2 separate regions of the Homo sapiens genome follow, and region 1 is linked to region 2. Evidence: chromatin contacts called from ENCODE POLR2A ChIA-PET data. All regions are on one chromosome and are shown on one strand. The core of a region is the stretch at or near the end of the contact, and the rest is flanking DNA. Distances in the headings are between cores, read along the strand shown.

The links. ChIA-PET counts read pairs that join two places held with the same protein, here RNA polymerase II (POLR2A).
Region 1: POLR2A ChIA-PET joins it to region 2 with 22 read pairs in activated T-cell. The contact joins the enhancer-like site here to the promoter of RBM44 in region 2. POLR2A ChIA-PET finds 5 or more read pairs at or near these places in 3 of 52 experiments (MCF 10A, PC-3 and activated T-cell).

What each region holds. Positions count from the first base shown.
Region 1 is chr2:237,879,923-237,886,142 of GRCh38, reverse strand. The region is part of intron 2 of RAMP1 (receptor activity modifying protein 1); the gene reads right to left. Among named protein-coding and RNA genes, the nearest start is that of RAMP1, 23 kb to the right of the region's middle. RefSeq lists an enhancer at 3,009-3,510. Within about 2 kb of position 3,307, at least 5 of the 41 ENCODE cell types and tissues checked have a DNase peak (open chromatin) inside an H3K27ac peak, as active enhancers do.
Region 2 is chr2:237,793,653-237,800,738 of GRCh38, reverse strand. It overlaps RBM44 (RNA binding motif protein 44), which reads right to left and starts at 1,960. Exons shown (of 16, transcript NM_001080504.3): 1 at 1,878-1,960.

The DNA.
Region 1 (6,220 bases), core at 2,058-4,557, 84 kb before region 2:
CAGCTCGTCCCCATGGGGACCCGGCACCCCGGCTGATGCCTGCGCAGGCCACAGGAGTGGCGTCCTCAGGGGAGCCAGACTGGTGTCACTGCGCGAGCTGCATGTCTTTCCTGGCACAGCCACCTCCTTCTCTCCTCCTCTGCCCCCTTCTCCTCTGTAAGCCATAGCCTGGAGTCTTCGAGGACCCGGCTCCCAGGGGCTCTTCCTGCTCCTCTGCCTCCCGCGGGGCTGGCCATTAGTGCTGAAGGCCCCAGGAGGTCAGGGGTCAGCAGCCGGGTTTCCGTGCCCCTGGGGTGTGCTCTGGAGATGCCTGGAAAGATTCTCCCACCCAGGGGGGGCAGAGGGTGGGGGAACAGACATCTAGCCAGGGCTTTCCTCACAAGAACTGGCTTCACGCCTGGTGCAGACACACAGAGAGGGGCACGGCAGGAGCGATGGTGTGGCGGTGGGCAGGGAGGTCAGTAGGCAGGGAGGGCGGCCTCGGCCTGGGCAATGCTCGCCTTTGGATCCTCTGAGACCTGGCTGTGCTGGGCACTGCCATCTGTCCTGTCCACGCCTGAGGGCCTTTCCGTGGAGCCCACGCTATTCCACCAGCACACACAGGGATGACAGCACCACAGCCACCAGGGAGAGCACAGAGGGGTCCCAGTGCTCGTGGGCATGTGGCAAGTTCCAGGGCGGACACCGCCATGAACAAACCCACGAGGGCACCGAGGCAGCCCCAGATGCTGTACTGGGAGCTCCTGATGCTCACGACAGGCCTCAGGGAGGTGGGTGGGCTCCAGGGCCAGGCCTCCGGGCAGGGGCAGGCGGCGGGCAGGGCTCTGTGAACAGCCCATCCCGAGACCTCGTGGGGGTCGAGCTCAGCAGAAATCCAGGAGGACACCCTGCCCTTGGCCCAGACAGCCCTCGTGATTTCAGAAGAAGCCTCCCTCTCAGTTCCTGCTGAAATTCAAAATACAAGCAGCTGTTCCCATGTTGCTGCTGAGTTCTGAAGAATTTCCTGACTTGACTCTTTTAGCAGGAGACACAAAGAAGGCAGCAGGAGGGAAATGCAGCAGGCTGGGAAGGACCCCAAAGTGTTGGTGCACCCTGCCCAACGTCGTGTGGACCCAGAGCGTCATGCCTGGCGCTGGCCATGCTGAGCCGCCGTACCACAGCAGGCACTGCAGACATTTGTCTTGCGTCCCCCAACTACCACGCTGGGCTGCAGCCCCACTCCCTGGGGCCTGGAGCCCCGTCCTCTGAGCAGCTCCTTGGGCTGGGGGAGGGCCCATGATTGCCCAGCATGGGGTCGGCAGGGCAGGGCAGGGTCCGCAGTGACAGCCTCGGGTAACCAAAGCTGAGGTGACCTGAGGCTACCATGGTCAGTATTTACAAACCTGGAAGCTTTAGGGCAGAGGGACGGAGGCATCCCAGCTGGTATGGAAGTGAAGTCTGGTTCTCTGGGGCCCAGTGACCTCAGATGCTGGGAAGGCTGTGGCCCCATCCTCTGGCATCTTCCCCGAGGACACCTTTCCCCTGCCCAAGATGGCACTCAGACCCTGAAGCCATACAGGGTGGGGTGGAATAGGCGTGTCCCCTTCCCTCTTAAATCAACCGAGCATTTCTTATTTAGGTGAGGAAATCTGACGTGAGGCTTTTAAAAACCCATGTTTTATAGCCGAGTCCAGCACGTTCCAGATTCTTCTCTTCTCTGTTCTGCCTTCTCTCTCCCTCCCCTACACCCATAGGAAGGTCTCTGGAAATGAGAGTTCCCGATGACACATTTGCCAGGTTTTCTATACCTCCTCAAATTAGATTGTAGCTCCAGTTAATACATTAAATCACATTATGCCTCCATCAGCAAACCAAGGCTGCAGCTTAATGAGATGATAACCCCTGGTAAATGACGGCCCAGCCAGCTTGCAGGGGAGCCTGGCCCCGCTGAGCTCATTCAGCCACTTTTCAGGGACCTGTTCCATGTAGCTGAGTGGAAGACACCCAACACGTGTTAGAAAGGGCTCAGGAATCACCCCCAAGCCTTGCTCACAACAGACAACCTGACAAAATCCACCAACCAGGTAACAAAGCAACAGGATGAGCGGAGGAGTGGGGTCACGGTCAGGGCAAGGGCTGTCGGAACCCAGCAAGCACCTGCGTGCAGATCCATGCCGGGCAGCCAAGGTCCCAGGGCAAGCGCAGTGGCTACAAACCCTGAATGCGCAAAAAAAAAAAAAAAAAAAAAAAAGTGGACCTACAGGCCAGGGCAGGGACCCAGGAATGACCCCTGTGCAGAGGAGGAGCCTCTTTTTTTTTTTTCTTTTCTTTTCTTTTTTTTTTTTTTGAGGTAGGGTCTGGTTCTATCACCCAGGCTGGAGTGCAAGTGGTACCATCATGGCTCACTGCAGCCTTGACCTCTCAGGCTTGAGTGATCCTCCCGCCTCAGCCTCCCAAGCACCTGGGTCTACAGGTGTCCAACACCATGTACAGCTAATTTTTAAAATTTTTGTAGAGATGGAGTCTCACTTTGTTGTCCAGGCTGTTCTCACACTCCTGGGCTTAAGTAATTCTTCTGCCTTGGCCTCCCAAAGTGTTGGGATTACAGGCGAAAGCCACTGCACCAGGCCATGAGGAGTCTTCCATTCACTTTTTACTTCTATTCAACGTCCTGAGTAAAGCAGGGATCACGGGGGGCCTCCTTCCCATCTGCTTTGATAGAGGAAGCAAGACTTCTGGGCCGGCACTAGGAGCTGGCACGAGCATGTCTCAGCCCCCACTTACTCCTGTGTGTGTATCCCATAAAAGGCTGGCCGGCCGCCTTTGTCTACGTCGCTCATAGGAAGGTGAGTCCCCTTTGACACGCAGCTGTTGTTAAATGAGACCTCTGATTTCAGAAGAGTCTGGAAGCTTCCCTCTGCCATATACCAAGATACCTGCAGGCCCAGCCCAGGGCCCTGGGACAGCTATGACCTTGGGCGGCAGCAGGCATGTGGCAGCTCTGGCCCAGAGGCTCCTGCCTTCAGAATCCCCTGGCCTCCATGCCAGCCTGGTTTTGGATACCAGACCCCAATAATTGCCTGGTTCTGCTTGCTTGGCTTCTGCCCCAGCTGCCAAGCCTCAACTGCACTTGGCTCAGAGACGGGCCTTTCCCAGAGCCTGTGTCCCCCATCAGGTCACCTGCCTGGCTCACAGTCCTTGAGACCAGCTGGGACCCTGCTTGGGCTGGGAGCATTCCCTGAGGCCAGCCACCTGGCTGTCTGGCTGCCTGCCGGTCAGCCTCACTTTGGGGTCCCGCTCATCCAACAGACACAGTGCCACCTGCCCACACCTGGTGATGGCCTGCCTGCAGGCAGCCTAGCGCCTCTCACCCTATTTGTGCCTTCGTGTTCTCTCCAGGGCCCTCTTCCCCTCCACTAGTTACTTGGACAAACTTGCCCACCCTAGAACCCCAGGCCCTCGCTGCTACTGGAGACCCTTGGAAGGCTGCCCTTGGCCCACTGCCAGGCTTGGTGTCTCAATGCGATGGACCTCACCAGGTTGGTAGGGACATCGCCAGGACGGAGGCAGCACCTGAAGGCTTGCATCCCCATCTCAGGAGGCCACAGTTATATGGAGGCAGGGCATCCCTCCACCTCCGCCGGGAACCAGGAGGGAGCCATGGGTACCAGCTGTGCGAGCCTGGGCAGGTGAAGCAGCAATCACAACAGCCCCACCTCCGCCAGGCTGCTGCTGACCTCAAAAAGCCAATGTACGTTACGTGCTCGACACAAAGCCCAGCACGCGGTAATAAACGCCAGCTACAGTAAACGCGTTTCTTGGACTAAGTTAAGGGATAATTAGGTAAACATTCAGCAGGCGGTGAGGACCCATTGATAGTTCTGGAGAATAGATCAATATGAGATTCAGGTGAGATGAGGAAGGTTTGGGAAAGGGACGATTTAAGAAGGCACGGGCCAAGTGCACAGGGAAGCTTAGTGCATGACAAAGGTGGCATCTCAGGTCACGGGGAGCAGAGATGGACGTTTGCATAAATGGGACAAGTGGGTAGCGCATCCAGAAAAAGATAACATTTGATTCATAGTTCACACCATACACAAGAATAAACTGGAATAAACTCCGATGGGCCAAGGATTTCGATGGAACCAGTGGGACCACACAGGCTAGAGGAAAACGTGGCAAATCCCTCTTTTCCCTTCATGTGGGGAGGGGCTTTCCACTAGGACTCCAATCCAGAGGCGATCAAAGATGGATGGTTTTGACCACATTAAAAAAATTGTGTGGCAACAAAAACACCAAAAGAAAAAAAAAACAAAGTTGAAAGACAACCAACAAACTAGGAGAAAATCTCTAATGTACACGAGAGACAAAGGCCTAACCCATCTAACATACAAAGAACTCTTTAAAAACGACCTGATAGAAAATAGGAAAAGACACAATTTGCCAAAAAGATAAAAGAACGGCCTGTAAACATACGAAAGATGTTCGGATTCACTCCTAAGTACAGAAATGCAAACTCACATGCTGCTGAGACATCACTTCTCACTTATCAGACAGTAACAACTCTAATGGACGACAACACAGTCTGTTGGTGGGTCTGGGGAAACGGGCACCCCATACGCTGCTGGTGGGAATGCAAACTGGCATCAGCCTTCTGGAGGGACGTTGCAAAACCTAACACATTCCTCCTGCTCTCACCTTTGGTCCTGCGACCCCACTTCTGGGTATCTATTCTGAAGAGTCAGCTCCAGTGCTGGGAAAACACGGATGCGTGAGGCCATCCACGTCGATGCTGAAATGGGAAAATACTGGCCACAACCTAAGTGCCTCTGCTCGCTTGGCTTCTGCCCTGGCTGAAAGGAAAATGGCTGAAAGACTCTGCACGGCGGAGTACTATACAGCTGTAAAAATGAAGGAGGAGGCTCCCTCTGCACTGACAAGGAGAGAGTTCCAGGTTATGTTGTTAAGTGAAGAAAAACCAAAGTACAAAGGAGTGTCACTAGTATACAACCCTTTATATAAGAAAGAAGGGGATGTAAGAAAATGCAGGCATCTGCTCATTTATGCAAAAGATATACAGGAAAGAAAGACCAGAAACTGATGAGGTAAGTTGCCCACAGGAATTGGGTGGGAACAGGGTGAAAGGAATGAGAGAAATGGGCAGGGGCAGGAGGAGGAGGGACAATGCCAGTTGTCTGAACACACCTTTGCGCAGAGACCTCTGCCCCTGGAACCAGTGTGATGATTATAGCTTTATGAGCCAACTTGGCCAGGCTACAGTGCCCAGTTACTCAGTCAAACACTAGTCTAGGGGTCACTGTGGGGGTATTTGGGAGATGTGGTTAACATCTATCATCAGTTGTCTTTAAGTAAAGGGGATAATCCTTGATGCTGGGGGTGGGGCCTCACCCAGCCAATGGTAAGGCCTTACCAGCACGTTCGGAAATTCTGCCTCAAGAATGCTGCGTCGGCTCCCAAGAGTTTCCAGCCTGCTGGCCTGCTGGGCCCTGGGATTGGGCAAGCCAATTTTTTGAAACAATATTGTTTTACCCAGCCTTTCTCGATACCATGGCTTAAATAGGGATTCACCCATGTTTTCTTCTAGCACCTGTATGGTTCCGTGGGTTCCATCTAAATCCCTGGGATGTGTGTACACCCACACATACGCACATATATCTTGGTTTCTAGATACCATTCTCTAACAAAAGGAACCAGTGTTCCTTGGAGAAATGGCTGACTTCAGGGCTGGGGCACAAAATGTCTAAGATAAGCCTGGAACATCTCGTGGTACCAGAAAGAAAGAAAGTGCTCAAAAACAGCCAGGGGCAATGTCGAAAGGACACAGAAGCCAGTGTGAAGGCTCTCCAGTAGCCAAAGCTGGGACCAACCTAAGGGACCTTGTGATAGCACCGGGCCCCGGGATGATCCCGCATCTCCCATCTCAAAGCCACCTGATTAGTGTCACCAATTCTGTCTGTGACTTTATCCCCTTTGCCGTGTGACACATCGACAGTTCCAGGAATTACGCATGGACATCTCTGGGGGGCATCATTCTGCCAAACGCAGACCCCAGGGGCTGGCAGGCCTGGGCTGACGTGCTGAGATGCTGTTGTGATGTGGACTTTTCCTTCTTGGTTCCTAAATTATCTTGATTTTTTTTTTTTTTTTTTTTTTGAGACAAAGTCTCACTCTGTCCCTCAGGCTGGAGTGCAGTGGCGCCATCTCGGCTCACGGCAACCTC
Region 2 (7,086 bases), core at 711-3,210:
AAAAAAAAAAAGGATTGAGAGTCCCAAGGAGTATTTTTTTTTATTTGGGTAATATCCATCAATACTTACCATATTAGAAATTAAAGCAACATTTTCAAATATTTATTAATTTATTCATAGAAAATACATTCGTTACTTAAGTAAAATTTTAAATTAAAAACATATTTTCAAAAAATTGGTGAGAAGAGCAACACTATCTCAAGCTGGATTCTCATTCACATCTGATTCTACACTCAAATCTGCATTTAATGAAATCTGCAGTGTGCTGCAAGCTTCATTCTTAAATATGAAGACACCCAAAGTTAAAAACGTTTGCCAAAGAGAAAATTTTAGTATAACGGAAGTACTTGCAGATCATGTATGCGATAGAGGTCTATTATCTAGAATATAGAAAAAACTCTTACAACTGAACAATAAAAAGGCAAACAACCCAATATTAAGAATGAGCAAATGACTTGACAAAGAGGATATACAAATGGCCAATAAACACATGAAAATATGCTCAATTTATCAAGAGTCATGAAGGAAATGCAAATCAAAACCAAAAGATATCACTTCACACCCACTAGGATGACAATAACAATAACAGTAACAACAGTGTTGAGCAGGTCATGGAGAAATCAGAACCTTCATCCATTGCCGATGGGAATGTAACATGGTGCAGCCACTCTGGAGAAGTCTGGCACTTCCTCAGAAAGTTAAACACAAGACAACCACATGATCCAGCAATTCCACTCCTAGGTACATGCCCATTTTTATTATTTTCTTTGAGTTCTCACTTACCGAACTATTTCCTCCAGTGCACGAAACTCCAGGGAATGGTATCGCCAGAAACCACAGGACTCGCCCTTGACACCTCCCTTATCCCTGAGGTCTTGTCAATTTTAACTCCTGACTCTCACAGCTATGCAGACAATCACCTCACATCTGGCCAGAATAATCTTTCTAAAATGCTTATCGAATCAGTTACGCTCCTGCTTAAAACTCAGCAACGGACTGTCACTGTTTTCAGACAGATTAAAATCTGAATAAGTCCTGTAAAACCCTACAACGGTCCGGGCTCTGTGTTAGCCTTGGCACTTGGTGTCTTCCAGATACACCCTCCTTTCCATTTCCTTAAAAAGTCAGGCCCTGGCCGGGCGCGGTGGCTCACGCCTGTAATCCCAGCACTCTGGAAGGCTGAGGCGGGATGATCACGAGGTCAGGAGATAGAGACCGAGATCGAGACCATCCCGGCTAACACGTTGAAACCCCGTCTCTACTAAAAAAATGCAAAAAGTCAGGCCCTGTGCGTTCTCTCGCCTGCCCACCCCCTACCCCACCTTGAGTTCACGCTCAACTTCAGATCTCATCTTAAATACGCGCTTCTTAGGGAAACCGTCCGGGCACCTCACACTAGGTCAGGAGCTGGCGCCGTCCTCCAGGGCGTCCTACGCGTCGGTCAGGGGCACACACGCCTGAGTACGGAACGAACTTCACGTCCCCCTCTCGCTAGAGTCCCCGCCCCGCAGCAGAGGCTCCATCAGTCTCCACGGCAAGAAGAAGCATATGTGCGAATTTCTAGCTTTCCCCGGGGACATAACCAAGTTTGGGAGACCGGCCCCGCGACTTCGTTCGAGAACGACTTTTGCGGTGTCGGCGCCCGCTATGAGGGCGCCGGAACTCCAGTGCCGCCCAAGGAACGCGCCAGTCCCCCGCCCGCCTCGCTGGCCTCGCCTACACCGCCGTTCGGAGTCCCCGCGTGCTTCAGCGGGACGGGCCTCGCCGCCGGGACCGGCCACACGCGGGGTTCGCCAACCCCGACCGCTCAAGCCCATGGCCTCGCCCTCGCCGGCTTCGCCGCCCGACCTGCCGCCCCGCGTCTCTGTCCGTCGCACCTCGGATCCGCTAGAAAGCCGCCGCCGCTGCCGCCTCCACGGGCCAGCGCCCCGCTCTCCGCAGCCGCCTCCGAGTCAGTGGCGCCACCGGAGCAGCCGCGGCGCCTGTTGGGTAACAGTCACCAGCGGCCCGCCCACCGCCTGTCGGGCAGTATGAAAAGTGCGGCACTGTGATTGGCCCAGCCTGTGGGCGCGAAAGCGCGGGAAGGAGGCCGCCTGCTTGAATGTTGCACGACGTAGAAGAGATTGTGGGCGTCTGTCTTGGAGCGCAGAGCGGCCCCCAAGACTTTCCCGCTTTGCAGCCTGAAACCCTCGTCTGGACCGCGCAGCTCTGCAAAGTCACCATATGAAAATACTTGGAAGCGCTGCTTCTGCCAGCAGAGGCCAGACTGCCCCTCGCTTGGGTCCGGTGCAGGCCGAGTCCTCCGCCCTCAGAGGCGGGACAGGGGCCCGGCCTCCTTGCCGAACTGTTTCCCAGGCCGCGTGGTCCCTCCCGGGGTTTGGCTTGTCCTCTGCCCATCTTCTAGAAATACCGTTAGCAGGGTCGGGCCGCGACTAGGGTGAGGCCAGTGAGGCATTTGTCATGAGCACAGGATTTCAGAGGCTGCCAAAATAGCAATCAAGATAAATAATATTTTAATGCAGTCTCTAAAAAAAGTCAAAAGTAATGAAAAAATTCAGTCCTATTTTTTCCTTTCGCCTCAGACTCTTAAAATGGCTCCACAGGGTACATTGTTACTGGTCCTGTCTTTATTTAAAATTTGAATATTCTGGGCTGGGCGCGGTGGCTCACGCCTGTAATCCCAGCAGTTTAGGAGGCCAAGGCAGGTGGATCACCTGAGGTCAGGAGTTCGAAACCAGCCTGGCCAACATGGCGAAACCTCGTCTCTACTAAAAACACAAAAAATAGCCGGGCAGGTGTGGTCGTGGACGCCTGTGATCCCAGCTACTCGGGAGGCTGAGGCAGGAGAGTCGCTTGGATCCAGGAGGCGGAGGTTGCAGTGAGCTGAGATCACCCTGTTGCACTCCAGCCTGGATGATGACAGAGCAAGACTCCGTCTCAAAATAAATAAATTAAATTAAATTAAATTTGAATATTTTATTATGGATTTTTTGCATTAATTTCGATTTTTTAAAAGATTGCATTAAAAGATTACTGAGTTTTTGCATCCCCTCCCCTGCCCCCCATGTTTTGTGCCTAGTCTTATCCTTGATAGGGAATTTAAACCTGTATAAAATGACACAGTCCTGAAGGGGTGGGGACAGGATAGAGCTGCAGGTGGCTTCATTTGCTTATTAGTCTAAACATGCACTTGATTGTTGGGCCACGGAGGACTTTGGATAGGTGGCAGATAGAGGAGGGGCTCTAAAACTGCACCTACCCCCAAATTATCCCCTCAAATGAGGCTGCAGTCTCTGAAATGCACTTCATTCATTCATTCATTCATTCATTCTGCAGATTGCTATTGGCCTGCCAGGGGCCAGGGGCTGAGGGTGCAGTGGTGGACAGTGGACCGTGAGCATGGATCTTGGGATAATGTAATACACTTATCGCAAATCTTGCCATTACCAAAAGTGCTTTCAAGTGTCTTTTAAAGTGATATGGCCTGTCCTTTTACAGTGGATTTCATTTAGAAGTCCCTATGTTATTGGAAGTTAACGCCAGTGGCTGGAGAGGGCGGCCACGGCAGCAGCAGGCCAGAGCTGCTGATGAGATTATGAGGTCTGGCCTCTGTTATAGAAAGGGGTTCAGATTGAGGCTCACATTAGAAGGCTGGACACTCTCCCCTGGGCTGCTGGGCAGATGGCATCTGGAGCAGGACTGGGCCATGGTGACCCTGGAAGGGGTGGCTCTGGAAGTGTGTCTGTGGGCCAGCAGCCCTGATGTCAAGACAGCTGGAAACCACGTTCTACTCTAGACCCTTGGCGTTTCTCCTTTGACTGCTCCACCACAGTTAGAATTTTGAGAAATTCCTCTCTGAACAGCCATTTGCCAAATGCTCATTTCACTGTTAGTCTCCTCTCCACCCTGTGGGTGGGTACAACACAGAAAGAGTCAAATCTTTCATTTATCAACCTTTTAAACCATCGAAGACAGTGATCATGCCATCCTTAGGGAGGATTATTGGGATTCAGGGAATAGAGATGAAATGTTGTGTTATGAGTGGATGGGCTGAGCACAGACATCACATGTGTCACCAGGCTACAGAAAAGGTAAGCTGTGCCGGACAGTGATGCTGTGCTTACAGGCAAGCCACTGAGCAGGTGGCAGGAGGGGCTGCCGGTTGTTGGCAGGGAGGCGGGTTGAAGGGCAAATGGGCTGTTTGCATGAGACACACCAAGCCTCCTGCTACGGCAAGGGGAAGAAACATTCCCACTTAAGTGACCTCAGCTGTTTTTGTTTAACTGTGGGATCCAGTGTCCTTGTTTTGCCTTCCTCTGGGCCCTTTGAGGTGTTTTGTTTTGTTTTGTTTTGTTTTCGAGACAGCCTTGTTCTGTTGCCCAGGCTGGAGTGCAGTGGCACAATCTCGGATCAATGCAGCCTCCACCTCCCCAGTTCAAGCGATTCTCCTGCCTCAGCCTTCCAGTAGCTGGGATTACAGGTGCCTGCCACCACGCTCAGCTAATTTTTGTATTTTTAGTGGAGATGGGGGTTCCACCATGTTGGCCAGGCTGGTCTCGAACTCCTGACCTCAAGTGATCCACCCGCTTCGGCCTCCCAAAGTGCTGGGATTACTGGCTTGAGCCACCGCGCCTGGCCTCTTTGAGTTTTTTTTGACACTGTCTCCAGATACTCCCCATTGGCCCTAGGGCATGGGACCCTTGCTCTTCTTGGTCAGAGTTTCCTGTGTCTGTGTATGGAGCTAGTGGTTCTGCCTTTTCTGCCAGGCAGCTCTGCCACGTTTGGACTTACGTAATTGATTTGGGGATTATATTGTTTTGATGTGAAATTTTACATTTTTATGAAATCCATCAGTCTCTTGGCTGGGCGGGGTGGCTCACGCCTGTAATCCCAGCACTTTGGGAGGCTGAGGCGGGTGGGTCACGAGGTCAGGAGATTGAGAGCATCCTGGCTAACATGGTGAAACCCCGTCTCTACTAAAAAATACAAAAAATTAGCCGGGCGTGGTGGCGGGCGCCTGTAATCCCAGCTACTCGGGAGGCTGAGGCAGGAGAATGGCGTGAACTCGGGAGGCGGAGCTTGCAGTGAGCCGAGACCGTGCCACTGCACTCCAGCCTGGGCGACAGAGCGAGACTCCGTCTCAAAAAAAAAAAAAAAAGAAATCCATCCGTCTCTTTGTCATTTATTTTCAGTGATATTAGAGATGCTTACTCCAGCTCAAGTTCAGAATAAACATATTCGTACAATAGTATTTTCTGTTGTTTTTGTTTTTGTTTTTAGACATGGTCTCACTCTGTCACCCAGGCTGGAGTGCAGTGGCACGATCTCGGCTCACTGCAACCTCCGTCTCCTGGGTTCAAGCCATTCTCCTGCCTCAGCCTCCCGAGTAGCTGGGATTACAGTTTTGCACTACCGCACCCAGCTACCATTTTTTAGAGATGGGGTTTTGCCATGTTGGCCAGGCTAGTCTCGAACTCCTGACCTCAAGTGATCTGCCCGCTTTGGCCTCCCAAAGTGCTGGGATTACAAGCGTAAGCCACCATGCCCAGCCACACAATAACTTTGATTTGTGCCTTTTATGATTTGATTTTTTACACTTTTTTTTGCTTATAACTTTGAAATATTTAATGTTATTAAAGTCACATGTGTTTAATGTAGAAAATGCAGGAAAGGGTGAAAAAGAAAATAGAAATCTCCTATAATCCCGTTTCTCACAGAGCCTCACTGTGGGTGTTTTCGGGGAGCTATCTATAGAGAGAAACCATGGAGCTACTCTCCCACATGGACTGTGATGCCTTTCTACATTTTTAACCTCTCTATTCAGGAGCCGTTAAAATTTTTTATTCCGCAAACACCTACTGAGGTCTTGCTCTGCATTAGGCAGGCCATGGAATGAAAAGCTTACAGCAGTTCTTGAAGAACGTACAGTATAACTGATACCACACAACTTAGTGGGGGCTAACACGTGTGGAATAGACAGGATGCAGAAAAGGGCGGCGTGTTTGTAGAGCAGTCTCAATAGCATGGAAGCCACACCCTGGGAATCCTCAGGGAATGCAGAAAATAAGGCAGAGCAGAGTAGCTGGGCCCTTTTGAGCAAGGCTGGGTCGCCCCATTGCAGGGGCCTATCCTTGCACCTTTGTAACACTGAAAATACCTGGCAGAGGCCCCCTCAACTGTTGTTTTATCAAAATCATCTAGTCTAGTTGCAATGTTGGTTTTTTTAAAACTTCCAAGTGAATATTAGAATAATTTTGTTGTTGGCCAGGCATGGTGGCTCACTGTAATCCCAACACTTTTGGAGGATGAGACAGGAGGGCTGCTTGAGGCCAGGAGTTTGAGGCTGCAGTGAGCTCCGTGTAGTGCAGTACATGCCACTGCACTCCAGCCTGAGCGAGTGAGATCTTTCTTTTCTTAAAAAAAAGAAAGAAAAAAAAATAATAATTTTGTGAGATTACCTCCCCAAAAATCTCAAAGGGGTTCTCATAAGAAATGTATTAAATCTGGCGGGGTGCAGTGGCTCACGCCTGTAATCCCAGCACTTTGGGAGGCCAAGGCAGGTGGATCATGAGGTCAAAAGATCAAGACCATCCTGGCTAACACGGTGAAACCCCGTCTCTACTAAAAATACAAAAAATTAGCCGGGCGTGGTGGCGGGCACCTGTAGTCCCAGCTACTCAGGAGGCTGAGGCAGGAGAATGACGTGAACCCAGGAGGTGGAACTTGCAGTAAGCCGAGATCGCACCACTGCACTCCAGCCTGCCTGGGCGACAGAGCGAGACTCATCTCAAAAAAATAAAATAAAATAAAATAAAAATAAGAAATGTATTAAATCTATAAACGTGAAAGTTATATCTTTATGATATTTATTCTTACCATACATCTTTCTACAGTTTTTCGTGTCTTGTATCTCAGCAGAATGTATAGATTTCCTAATGTAGGTTCTTCTATTTCTTAGGATTATTATTATTGCTTCAATTTGTGTGGGAGGCTTTTTTTGGGTGGGGTTTTTTTTTTTTTTTTTGAGACAGAGTCTTACTCTGTCCCCCAGGCTGGAGTGCAGTGGCACAATCTCGGCTCACTGCA